Regions from separate parts of the Homo sapiens genome. Here region 2 is linked to region 1. The links are chromatin contacts, found by Hi-C or POLR2A ChIA-PET in ENCODE. All regions are on one chromosome and are shown on one strand. Each heading gives the region's core, a stretch centred on a gene start or an enhancer-like site at or near the end of the contact. The rest is flanking DNA. Distances are from core to core; before and after follow the strand shown.

What was found. Hi-C counts contacts between places; a loop is a spot of excess contacts on that map. ChIA-PET counts read pairs that join two places held with the same protein, here RNA polymerase II (POLR2A). Pooled maps may share reads with other maps.
Region 2: a map of ovary shows a loop between it and region 1 (6-fold over the local background). The contact joins two enhancer-like sites. A Hi-C loop is called at or near these places in 1 of 168 maps with a recorded cell type or tissue (ovary) and 2 of 50 pooled maps. POLR2A ChIA-PET finds 5 or more read pairs at or near these places in 3 of 52 experiments (AG04450, HEK293 and Panc1).

Annotation. Positions count from the first base shown.
Region 1 is chr12:2,261,959-2,268,472 of GRCh38, reverse strand. The region is part of intron 3 of CACNA1C (calcium voltage-gated channel subunit alpha1 C); the gene reads right to left. Among named protein-coding and RNA genes, the nearest start is that of CACNA1C-IT3, 4.6 kb to the left of the region's middle. Within about 2 kb of position 3,437, at least 3 of the 41 ENCODE cell types and tissues checked have a DNase peak (open chromatin) inside an H3K27ac peak, as active enhancers do.
Region 2 is chr12:2,332,445-2,338,958 of GRCh38, reverse strand. The region is part of intron 3 of CACNA1C (calcium voltage-gated channel subunit alpha1 C); the gene reads right to left. Among named protein-coding and RNA genes, the nearest start is that of CACNA1C-IT3, 66 kb to the right of the region's middle. RefSeq lists an enhancer at 997-1,497. Within about 2 kb of position 2,463, at least 15 of the 41 ENCODE cell types and tissues checked have a DNase peak (open chromatin) inside an H3K27ac peak, as active enhancers do.

The DNA of each region.
Region 1 (6,514 bases), core at 2,188-4,687:
TTCTTAAAAAAGACACAATTTTCCAAAGCCCAGGGAGTTAATCCATGAAATCTTCTGGAACAAGAGCAGCTGGCCCAGGCCTTGGATAAGTCGATCAACAAACATGCCAGAGCCCCGTGTGGTTCAAAACATTCTTTGTTCCAGCCACCGAGCCTGGATCTCGCTGGATCCTGCCGGTGAGTTGGCTTCTCAAAGTCACACCCCTCTGGCTGTCGACCCCACCCCTGCCATACCCTTGAAAGCTAAACCCTCTTCAGAGGGACCACATCATCACTTTCCCCTCAGTCTTTCCCTCTTTCAGAAACCACCTGAAGTGAAAATGTTTGGAGCCAGTCAAGGTTTGCTGACAATGGAAACAAACCAGTCCCTGGCACAAGGCACAGGCTGCTCAGTGTAAGTGGAGGCCCCATATGGTTGTTATTCTGGGAGAGAATCAAAGAACCTAAAAACCTGCTTCTTAGATGACAACAGGGGGAAAAACACACAAAAAAACCTGTTTTTTAAATACCCATTCTTCATTTTATGTGCAATCGATCCTGAACAGTGTCAGATGTTTGGCGGGTGCTCCGAGACCAAAAGAACAGTGGAAAAAAGGACTGGCGAGGCCAGCATGATTTCCCAAGTATCACCAGGGGGAATACCCCTCCCAGATGTGCCACAGGGAAGGAATTCCAGCAGGCTCCTTCCTCGCTGCCCTCCGCAGACACATTCCAACCCCCCTGCTCAGAGAGGGCGGGAAGCTGAGTGCAGCTGCCTGGCAAGGCTGAGCATCCTACTCTGGGATGAAGGAACTCTGGAAATTCATTTGCCCTTCTTATTATTCTGTTCTTTTACCTGAACTCTCTCTGGCTGGAGCTGAGCTTCGGGTTCTTTCTCCCTCTCAGCCTCAGTTTCTCATCTGTAAAATGGGCATGGCTGGAGGCCGTTATGAGAGATAGGATTCCATGTATCTTCATGGGGGCAGATGGTGAATCCGGCAGGTGCTCAGCTGTTTCCTCCCTGCCCAGTCCTGCCCACACCCTTTTCCCAAGCTTCCAAGGAGGCTCTGACAAGTACTGTACAAGAAGGCTTTGTTCCCTAGTTCCTAGTTGAGTGATCTAGGGCACAGCACTTAACCTCTCCTGACCTCAGTTTAGTCATTTTTAACTGGGGAGAATAATTATATATTATGAACCCAAAGCTCAGCTCCAGCCTGAGAGAGTTCAGGTGAAGGAACTGAATAATAAGAAGGGTAAATGAATTTCCCGGGTTCTCCTTGCCAGGCAGCTGCACCCCCTTGACTGCATGAACATTTCTTAAGCGCCCACCGTGGGCCAGGCACATGCTGGGCTTTGGAAACACAGCGCCGGGCAATACCCGTAGAACCCCTGCTCTCACAGAGACACTACACAAACCAGCCAAAGTCCACGTGAAGTAATGTGTGATTACAAATCCGGCTACATTTTATGGAGGTTTTAAAAAGGAAAGGAAGAAAGGTCCTGGCTCAACATAAGCGTTTAATAAATAACAGATACTCCTGTTATCACTGTGAGTAACCAGTCAGTGTAGCTTCATTATCCCTTGGTTGACAGAAGAGCAAAGAAAAGCTCAGAAGAGGTAAGTACATTTCCCTAGGCAGCACAGCCTGAAGAGAAACACTGGAATTCACACCCAGGCCTGCCCAGCTCGAGCCCTTACTCCTCCCTCTGTGTCCCATGGCCTCTGTGTTTCATAGGTAGACTCCCTTGCAGCTTTCCTAAGAATTTCACATGATCTCACTTGATCCTTATAACATTCCTTGAAGTGGGAAGACTTACTGTTATCCTATTTCTGCTTCTAGGGAAACTAAGTCCAAGGTCACTCACTTACCAAACCAGAGCCAGGTCTATTTTCACTACAAGACCAAATCAGTTCCTGCTTCTCTTGGAACCCAATGCACCTTCCCAACTCCCAGGTCCATAAAGGGAGCAGGAGTGCAAGCACATCATGCCAGCCCTGGCAGTGACAACCTTGAAAGTCCCAGGTTCCATCTAACAGGTGTGCCTAGAGCACGAGAGGGTCACTGCAGAAGGAGCATGAGAACAGGTGTTGGAGGTTGCAGCATGCCCAAGGCCCTGCAACCCCCAGGTCAATATGCTCAGCTTAATTATTTCCAGGACCTGGCCAGTGGCTGGTGCATCCCACTAGGAGCTCCATCAAAATAACAAGGCCATATGCCCCCAGTACTGCCCGCCCGGCCCATTCTCAAATGCCAGCAGGCTCGAAGGCATTGTTCTGGAGGTGGAGGAAGGGAAAAAGTGAGGCTGCTTTGGGGAAAAACAGGGGCTTTGGGGCAGGGAGAATGTGTTTTTGCCCAATGATGGGCACATGGCAAGCCACATGCCTGCTCATCCTGCCTTGGTTGCCTGAGTTTCTGAGCTCTTTGATAGCAGAATAGAATTGCTACTCTGTGTCCACGGAGCCCAACGATGAGGCATTTATCTCATCAGATTGTTAAGATACAGTGTGGGTGTTTGGATGTCATTACTGCATGGATAGGAGCGTGGAGCGCAGGGGGGCAGAGATGCTGAGATAAATAACACAGGATCCTTTAAAAATACACTGGGAACCAGGAGGCTACAGAGAACTGCAGGAGGTCTGAGCCAAAAGGGGCTCCAGAGATTGCTGGGCCACCCAGCTCTCCCTCTCTGTGGGAGACTGAGGCCCAAAGGGGGCGGGAGCACTCAGGCTGACAGAAAGGAAGGGGTGGAGCACACTGGAGCCCCCGCGTCTTCATCCTTGCTACCAGGCACATTCCATTGCACCATGGGTTTATGCTCTGGCATCCCCAGCAGAGAAAAGATGATGGCAGAGAAACCACTGCACAGCGTCACCCTGCATTTGCAGGGAAGATGGTCCCCTGGGGGATGCTATTCAGCAACCACAGAACAAAGAGGTTGGACTATCTGTAATGAAGGGACAGGGGTGTGGGAGGAGAATGAGATAGGGTACAGGAGTCCTGGATCCTTGCCAACGTTCCAGCCCCCCACTCTGCAGTAAGGTGGAAGTAGAGGAAACCACAACGCCAGATAGAGAGGGCATCTGCCCCTTTAGCCTTGGGATGAAGCATCAAGCACCTCTGGTTTTAGAGACCCAGGCCTAAGTTTTGTCCCTGAAACAGGAGTGGAACAAATGCTCCCGTGTGCTGTTTCCAGCTCTGTAATTCACAACTACAGTTGAGGAGCAGAGGGTCGGGAGTGCTTCACCTAGATAGCCAGACATTTGCGGTAACTAACTGTTCCCTCCCAAAGCCTGTGCAGAAGGTCAGCATCACTCTATCCACCCCCAGCAGGCCAAGGGCCTCCCTCAGGCCAGCAAAGATGCTGATCTTCAAACTCACTGTCCTGGAATCCCTGGTATTGTTGCTTAATTCACCAGGTCACTTGAGGGTAGGAATGACCTCAGCTCATCAGGCAGGCGTCCTAGAGCTGATATTTAAGGAGAAATCCAGAGGCTTAAGAAGTAGTCAAGAAAAAGGCAGCTCAGACAACGGGAAGGACAGAAGGGTTTGCAGAGAGTGAAAGGAGCCAACGCAGGATAGGGCAAGCCAGAGCAAACAGCTCTGGGCTGGGGTGGAGGTGGACTCTGGCAAATGGAGAAGAACTTGGGATGGAACTAACTCTCTGCCCCACCAAGGGCATGGGGAATAGCAAAGCCAAAGGGGGGCCATCAATTTTAAGCAAGATATCTCTTGAGGAAGTACTCGCTGCCAAGGGAGTCCATGTTTCATCAGCCAGTGGGCAGATTTGACTGGATTGCCAAAAGGGCTGGCTGGCCTCCGGGCTGCCAATCATTCCCCAAACCCTGATCGGGCAGTAAAAAACCCATGTGGAAGAGGGTTAGGGAGAAACAGGAGGAACCACGAGCACACAGCCATCTCTGAGCCACAGCATTTAGGAAAATGCTCTCAACTTGGCATGATTGCAAGGGTTAAGTGATTTGCCCTAGGTCATGAAGCTTCTAACTTGGACAAGTCCCATCATCTCCCTGGACCTCAGTTCCCCCATCTGTAAGAGGAGGGAGTTGAACGGGATGCTTTCTGCAGTTCTTGTCAGTGCAGACATTCTGCAGGTCTAATCAAGGGCTTCTGATCTGCCAATTTCATCTCCCTGGATTACTGTGGTTATCTGAAGACAGGCCCAAGGGAACAACAGAGCCAGAGGGCTGATCTGAGAAAGGCAGAGCCTGCTCCTCTTTGAGAGCCCCCTGGAGCCCTTGCAGAGGCATCCCCAGGCTTAGGAGGCATCACTATACAGGAGAGTCCATTCCAGTTCCAGCGGGGTCCTCACCCTACCCCTACTCCCTGGGAGTCACACCTGTGAGGTAAGCTTTGAGCCCTGCCTCTTGCCACCCGTGAGTGCAACAGGGGCTCTGCAGCACCACCGGGGTGGAGGGGTGGATACCCCAGGCTACTCTGCTGCTCTTTGGGATTAAGCTCAGGGTTAGAGGCTGGCTCTGAGATTTCCTTTCCTTTATGCATTTGATCTCCGAGGCAGGACTTGGCTGAACAAGTGCTACTGCTGCTGTTTCCCTCTTTCCTTTGCACATCCTGGGTCTTTCTGCCTGCTCCAGCCTAGACCTCTACAGTCAGTCTCTACTTGGGCATCTCAAACTTGGCATGTCCAAACCCCAATTCTTGAGCCTCCCCCACCCCAACCAGCTCCTGCCCATCTCGGATCATGGTGACTCTCCAGCCTTCCATTCACTCAAGCCAAGATATAGAGTCCATCTTCCCTCTTCCTTTGTTCATACCTCATGTCCGGTCTGTTAGCAGATCATTTCTGGTGTACTTCTAGAATGTATCAAGGATCTAGCAACTTCTCTCCACCTCCACCTTTATCACTCTGGTCCAAGCTGCTAACATCTGCCTCTTGGATTACTGATCCAGCCTCCTGACTGACCGTCACACTTCTACCAACACCGAGAAGCTCCCAGCAATGATTCTCTTTCAAAACAGATCAGTCACTCCTTTGCTAAAAAGCCTCCACTAGCTTCACACTTCACCCCAAGTTAGCACCACAGTCATCACAATGACTTACAAGACCCTAAGTGCCCTCTGTTCCTCACTGACCTCACCTCTGAGCACTTGCTGTGTTCCAGCCATACCTGCCTCCTCCCTGCTCCTACCTGAGGGCCTCCGCACCTGGCCCTCCTGCTCCCAGACACGCTGGGCATACTCCCACCTGAGGGCCTCCGCACCTGGCCCTCCTGCTCCCAGACACGCTGGGCATACTCCCACCTGAGGGCCTCTGCACCTGGCCCTCCTGCTCCCTTGAATGCCCTCTCCCCAGATCCACAGCACTTACCTCGCCATTTCCCACTGGTCTGCTCAAACGTTATCTTCACAGTAACACCTTCCCTGACCCCTCTATTAAAAGCTATAACCCCACCCTGAAGCACCCTATCTCCATCCCTGCATTCATCCCTCCACTGTGTCTAATATTATGTATCGTATTTATATTTTTTCCTTTATGTTCTCCTTTCCTTTATTTTCTTCTTCCCACAAAAGTGCAACCTCCTTGCAGGTAGGAATTGTCTGTTTTATTCACTGAGGTAACTAGTGATGCACCTACAACAATGCCCAGCCCTTGACCATTATTTGTTGACTGAATAGTAGCTTCTGCCCACTGTGGGCATTCAGATAACATTTAAAAAGCAGGGGCAAGGAGCACTTTTCACATCTGCTGTGTGTTTCTGAGCTTCTGCCTGCGGTCACTAACTTTCTGATTCTTAGCATTCATCCCATATTTTAGACACAGCCTCCACCCCACCCCAGTCCTGCAAGGCATCCCTCTGGCTCCTGGATGCCTCCTGGCCTCCTGCACCACCAGCCACAGCATCACACAGATGCTGGTCTGTTCTGCCCACAGCTCTTGGTGCAGGTCAGATTCCTGATCCTGGCTCCCTGCATTTCATTGTCAACCTATGGCTGCACACACCACTGCAGATGCTGAAGACACCGTCTTGGCCACAGGGAAGACTGTACTACTGAGACTACAAGACTGAGCCTGCCTTTTGATTGGTCAATGTTGCTTTTCCCTTGGTGGGAGATGAACAAGAAAACAGACTGGGGACTCAAAACACACCAGGTGTTTAATAGGTGGCTAAGTGAATAGGCTTTCCAAATTACATGCCAACACAGCAGCTTGCCACAGCTTTCAGCCCACTGCTTGCACTATGGTTTCTGGACTCAACAGAAAGGTCAAGGGAGTGCCAGCTGACTGTCACATGGTCTGCAAGCCCCTGATGGGAGGACCAAGTCATCGACTCTAGCCTGCATCTTAGCATCTCCTGGGTTGAACTGACAAGCTGTTTCCAGCATTCAGCCCCAGCAACTGTGAGTCCTGAAGCACTCCACTGTGCCCCTTGGCGAGCCTCTGCCTGCCCTCTTTAGCCTGACTCTGCTGTAGATCAGAAAGGCAGGTTCAGGTCCTGGCCCTGGCACTGCCTTCCCAAGGGACTGGACTGGCTCCCTCCCCCATGAGGATAACTGCAG
Region 2 (6,514 bases), core at 1,214-3,713, 71 kb before region 1:
CATTTTTCCTATAAAACAATCTGTAACTCATAATAAGATAATCAGATTGGATCATAAAACCTGTTAAACCTGTTTAGCATGATGGGTATGCTAGCTCAACTTGGGGGTGTGTTGGGGGAAAGGGACAAGAAGGAAAGAAGTTCCCTTCATTTCCTTGGGCCTAGGATAAGCCCTCAAGAGCCCTATTCCACCCCCAAGGGCACCTCCTCCAAGGCTCCTGCTATTCTCATGCTTCCTGGGCCCTGTGTCCTGGATGCACAGGCATACCGGGTCGCTCGCTGCTCCAAAGTTACCCACTTCACACCAACCTTGCCAACCCTAACCCTATCTCTCAGACATCACCCAGTCTCTGGGGAGCAAAAGAATGGCATCTGCCAAAAGAACAGCTGAGATGAGCCACCGGTGGTCAGTGTCACTGACTGGAGGGAGGGGGACCATGGTTCCAGCTGTATCAGCTTCATGGGGGTGGGGGTGGGGGGACATTTCTGGTATGCAGCCACTTTTGGCTCCAGTGCATCCTGAGCCACACAGCCAGGACCTGTGGACGGCATGTGTCCATTGGCCTTGGCATCTATCTCAGACAGACCCTTGTGCACAAGGCGCCCACCCTGGGGTCTCTTCTTGCTATGGACTGCATGGGGATGCTATTATGCCTATACAGATGTCCGTTTTCTTCATTTACCGATTCTCTGACTTACTGATTCAGAAGACGTTTGCTGCTAATTAGCCCCTTGCCAGACATCAAGGAGGGGTCAATAGTTAAAAAACGAGTTGCCCTCTCCTCCCCCCATGTAGCCAGCACTGGGGTCTAAAGTTGGCGTGGCATGCTCCTGCCAAGTCCTGCCTGGCTGTAGGAAAGGCATGCTGGGGGTAGTGAGGGGGAGTGTAGGGTCCTGGGATAGGACCAGGCTGTGCAGAGAGGGGATTCCAGGCTGGAAGTGTGGACTTAATCCTGGGACAGTCATTCCAGGTGCTGAAGCAGAGAAAGGGGACAATTAAGGAGATCTGCCTGGGGGCTGCCTGTGGGATACTACAGGGGGCTGAGACCAGAGGCAAAGACCAAACCTGAAGTCAGAGGAGGAGGCGTGGTCACCACAGGCTTCAGAGAAGGTGGCCAAGGGCAAAGTGCCTGGTTCAGGAGGGCCAGCTTCTGGCCTCCCCAGTGGTGGGTCCTGGAGGGTGTTACTCAGTTCCTCTGGGCAGCCCACTTTTCCTGAGTGAAACGCACATGATAACTCTGCCCTCGCATCTCAAAGGGGCTGGGTGCATTTAAAGTGCTTTGTTAAACTGTAGAGTGCTATACAAATGTTAGCTATTATTATTAAAGGGCTGAGACAGTATTTTGTCAGCAGCTTAGTTCAGCTTGGTTGAACACGGCACTCCAAACATTTCACCAAATACCAAACAGGACTTTGTTATTTAGGGAAGAGATTCAGGAGCTTTCATGGAACACTGGAACATCTAAACACCAGCGAAAAACACAACTATCCCAGCCTCCATGATAAGCATCTTCACTGTGGCGAGGCTGGAGGGCTGGTGAGCACTGTGACCCTCAGGCTCACGCCCAGAGAAGGCCTACAGTCTTGGGGTGCTTGGCTCCAAAAGGAGTCTAAGTCTGGAGGAAAGGAAAAGGAGGGTGTTCATACGGCCAGAAACAATGGTCCTGGCTAGTCTGTGTTTAGCCAGGTTTACCCTGAATGCTCACTCAGTTCTACAGGGGAAGGGCCTCTCAGGGACTACTGACCATGCAGAACACCTCAGAAACTTGGAATCCCAAAACCTTGGTCTTGGAAGGGCATTGCAGCCAGGCTGCCTCTCTACCTGCTTATCTTCCTCCCACAAGCCTGTGGGCTTCTCGAGGATGGAAACCAGTCCCCTAGTACCTAGCAAAGGACCGAGGACGTAGCCAGCTTCCCATATGCATTGGTTGTTTGGATGGATGGATGGATGGTGAATGGATGAATGAATTCCATAGCATTTCTAATCAAGAAAACACCAATCTGTTGCTTCCCACCTTTCCAGGGGAAGCCACCTTTTCTTGCGGTGTCTTACTCTTAAAAGAGTAGTATCTCATCCTGTGTCCCAACCCTGCCCGACATGGCACTCCACTCGCTCCTTTCTCCCACCACTGCTGCCCATCAGGAGGCTGTTGTGTTAATTCTGAAGGCTGAAGCCACCCAGAAACCTCCGCCCAGATGCCTTAGAGGGCCCCTAAAGAGGAGGAAGTAGCCAGGGGGTTGGCCTCATTTCCCAGCTAGCAGCACCAGCTCTTCCCTGGGTGTGAGCTGAGAATTTTCGGGGACAGGCAAAGAGCCTTCCGGAAGGGCAATAGGTTCCTATTTAAACGGTTGTTTTCATTTGCGTGTTTCACTAAGCACAAAAGCTCCCCTTTAAGCCCTCATCTCATGGTGAACAGACTATTCCTGCCTGTCTGAGTCACATATCTCTGGGCAGCCAGACCTTCTGACTCACTGGTGGTTGAAATCTCAGATTCACAATACCAGAGAGTTGCTAAAAATAGGAATCATGTACCTGGGCCCCAAAATAGGACAGAGTCAAACACGGCTCTTTAAAAACCTACTGCCCAATGTGTAACATAAAAATCAAAGAGGGGCTATACTTGTCTTCTTTCATATTATCTTAAATGTAATAAAGCCGTCTCTAATTCCTTTGGAAATCGGCAAAGTAGATGGACCAATACAATAGAAAGATAGGTTGGAATAATCGTGCCTAGTGCACTCTGGTTGTTTTTATTAGAAAATTCTATATCCTTAAATTAGCATAGGGTATTTTCACAGCAGTGGTAGGGAAATGAAGCTTCTCCATCCATGCTTTGCCAGTTTCTCTCTTGGGAATCAATGTGGCTTAAAATAGTAAGGAAATTTTCACTGAGGAACAAAGAGGATGCTTAGGGTTTGTTTTTTTTTTTTTTTTTTGGAGTTGTTTTATATTTCCTTTCAAGGCTTTGAGGTCTCCCTATATTAAAATTTTATAGCTTTTTCCATTACTTGCAAACTGTTTGTACTTGAACAGCCTTAGGATCAGCCTTGATTTTTTTCAGCCTTACTTTTTTTTGGGAAAAACATCTATACCACTTGAAGTATTCTTGACAATTCTGGGCAAAAGTCACAACAACTTTCTTCATCCTGCGTCTCTCCTATAGAAGTTACCATGGCTTCTGGGCCTCTGCTGACCTCACAACAGCCTGCAGGGAGGTTGGGCAGATGTCCTCACTCTGGGTCTACAGATGGGACTCAGATGTGCAGGGAGGAAGCACTCAAAGGGAGGGCCGGTCCCTCACCCAGTGTTTCTGATGCTTGCCCTGTCCTGCACCTGGAAAGGCTGGGAGTAGACACATGTGAAAGAAGAGAACAGAGCAGACCTGCCTTCCAGGGACAGGAGGGAGCCACGCTGTGCATGTCCTGCTCTGTCTGATGGCTGCCACCCGTGGAAAGGTGCTGCCATTCTGTCTTCCATACCTGCACATCTTTCTACATTATGTTTAAGGTTTTTTTTTTTTAACTAATATGCTCTACAGAGCAGATGACCTAAAGAAAATCACCCTGGAGATTGTCTCAAGAGGAAGGAAATGGCTCTTGACATCGTAAATCACAGATGTTTGTTTTCATGGTGTTTTAAATTCCAGTGACTTCCGGAAGGTGGGAGCCTGCAGGCATGGCGGAAGAGACCACTGAGTTATGGATCATAAATCACTGGGGCCACTTGTGGAACCCAGCCTAAAATCGCCAGCAGCCAAGATGAGGCTGCCGGGTGAGTGAGGGGGAAGACAGGGGATCACAGTCACACTTTGGCCAGCTGGGACAAGGTAAAATGGCACTATGTGTGGCTGAGATACTAGAACCTCCAAACCCAGAGCATCTCAGAATAGGGTTGAGGCTCATGAGAGGCCACTGCTAGCTTGGAAGCAGGCGTGGGAGTCCCTGGAATGGGTGCCTCAGCCTGGGGCCATTGGATAGGTCTATGGGGGAAAAGCTTAAAGAGAACGTGCAAGAAGCTCTGATAATGAAGCTTAGACATTTAAGAAAGGCGTTACGGTCTTATCTTTCTTGAACACACAATGGAAACCCCAAACCATGACATTTCTATCTAATTTAGGAGGGAAATAAATTGCCAAGAGTTGATGGTGGCAGGCCTTTAGTTGCTGTCATCTCATTTAATCCTTGCATCATACAATGGGACAGTTTATTTATTCTCTTAATTTTATAGCTGAAAAAACTGAGTTTCAATGAAGTTAAAGAATTTGCTGGAAGTCACACAGCTAAGAAATAAAGTCAACATTGAAAAAAATATTATTTTGTAGAAACGGGGCCTCACTATGTAGTCCAGGCCGGTCTCAAAGTCCTGGCCTCAAGAAATCCTACTGTCTTGGCATCCTGAGTCACTGGGACTATGGGCGTGAACCACCGTGCCTGGCTGGAGTCAGTATCTGAACCATGACTTGCCAGACATCCAAGCCCACTTCGCCTCACTACAGCACAATTCCTCTCTAGGACATGTGCCCAGTCTGCTAGTTGGAAGTTGAGCATCCTAATGAACCAGCGCTCCTGTCCTTTTGAGCCTAGAATGAGTTCTTTTGACTCAACCCATGGCAACCTTTTCCCTGGCTTTCTCTCTCCTCAGTTCCAGTAGAGTGACTGGCATATGCTGGTAAATGTCTGCTGAACTGCAGTAATGCTGTGGCACCTTCACTTCAGGGGGCCTCCTCTAGAATAAGACATCATGAGTGGCCAAATGGCTTCCACCCACTTTCTGCCTTGTGTAAATCTTTTTCACTAGGTGGGGGTAACCTGAAGGAGAAGGATTTATAAGCATGGAGGGCCCACCTCTTGTAGGCAAATTCATCTTCTGAGGCAGGAAGCAGCATTAGGAATGATCTAGCCCATCTCCTTGCCCCAGGGTGAGACAATAAGGGATCTTCCACTCTGCCCAGCATCGTACTGTTTGCAGAAGGAGTAAGAAGGGATAAAGAGGAAGTTAGAAGACTGACCTAGTCACCAATGACGGGAGGCAAGTAACTTGATTTCCCTGAGCCTCAGTTTCCTTTCCTAAGGGAAGTAATTCCTGTCTTGTCTTTCTTAGGGAGTTCTTGTGAGACCCTAAGGAGGGCTGTGTGCCACAGAGCTTTGAACATCAAAAAGAGCTACACAAATGGCAGGCATTTCTTCTCCAGGCTCTCTGGGGAGACAGTGAATGGTGTCTTTGTGTGATTCATTTTGTGTTGATTCACTCTTGCTGTCAGAAAGGCTTCTGAATGCCAACCTCCATCTCTCTCTGCAGCTGTCCCCTGTCGTTACGCCTTGTGAGGTGACGGAGAACAAGGGGTCAGAATCACCCTAACAAGGCTGCATCCACTGCTACTGGAAGGAGGCTGGATGGCGCGGTCATGCTTCCTATGCACAGGCATACAGTTTGCCTTCCCCTTAGGCCACTGTGGGATGAGAATTCCAGGAGAAAACGCAGGAAGGATGCTTGTTATTTAATAACAAGCTTGAGGAAATCACAACAGAGAGGAGGAAGCAAACAGGCTGACAAGTCAGGATGGCAGCGTGGGGGCCAGCGCCCCCAGTTCACCCACCATGGGCATGATCCAGGAGGCCAGGCAGGGCTGGAATTAAGAGCACAGGTTTTGGAGTCTCCCAATCTCACCTGGAATTCCAGCCGCACCTCTTACTACACACTGGCCTTGGGTAAATCATTCTGTCTCTCCAATACTTAGTGTTCCTTATCCACTAGGGGGATTAAATGAGATTCCGGAGTGCCCAGCACACAGCCCATCAAGACCTGTAGGTGTGCCACACTCCACGTTGTCACCATGACATCAGCAACCCCTCCTCTTCCCCCACGGAGTCTTCCCCACTTTCTGAAGTCTGAAGAACTGGGACTGGAACATGTCCAAGGGGCTGCTCGTCACTGCCGGAGGGATAACTGTTCAGACACTGTCGTCACACAGTCACAGAAAGACTCAGAACTTCATTGCTACTTTATTTGTTGTTTTCTGCCTTTAGGATACTTCCTTATGATAAAAAATGTGATATTACTAAAAAAATATTAAAAAGTAGGGAGAAATGCTACCAAGTATACTCCACATTTTGGCTTACTTTCTTCCAGATTTATAATGCGTATTTTGGATGTAATTGAGATTCTACTGCATGTACATTTTATTCTGGTATTTCACAGGACATGATAAGGTAAGCATGCTGTCATGCTGTTAAAAACTCTTCAGAGACATCATTAAATGGGCACATCCTATTCCATGGTAGGGCTACACCAGGCCCCCATTGTTAAATATTTAAATTGTCTCCAATATTTTACTGTTGGAAGTCACACTGTCATAAGATACTTGTGCATACGTCTTTGCATTTTTGTTTATTTTATTTGAGCAGAAATGGGGCTAAAAGTTATGGATATTTTTAAGATTCTTAATACAAATTGCCAAGTTACATTCCAGAAAAGTCTGGCCAAGTCTTTCCTGTGGCTAGGGTTTAGGAGTTCC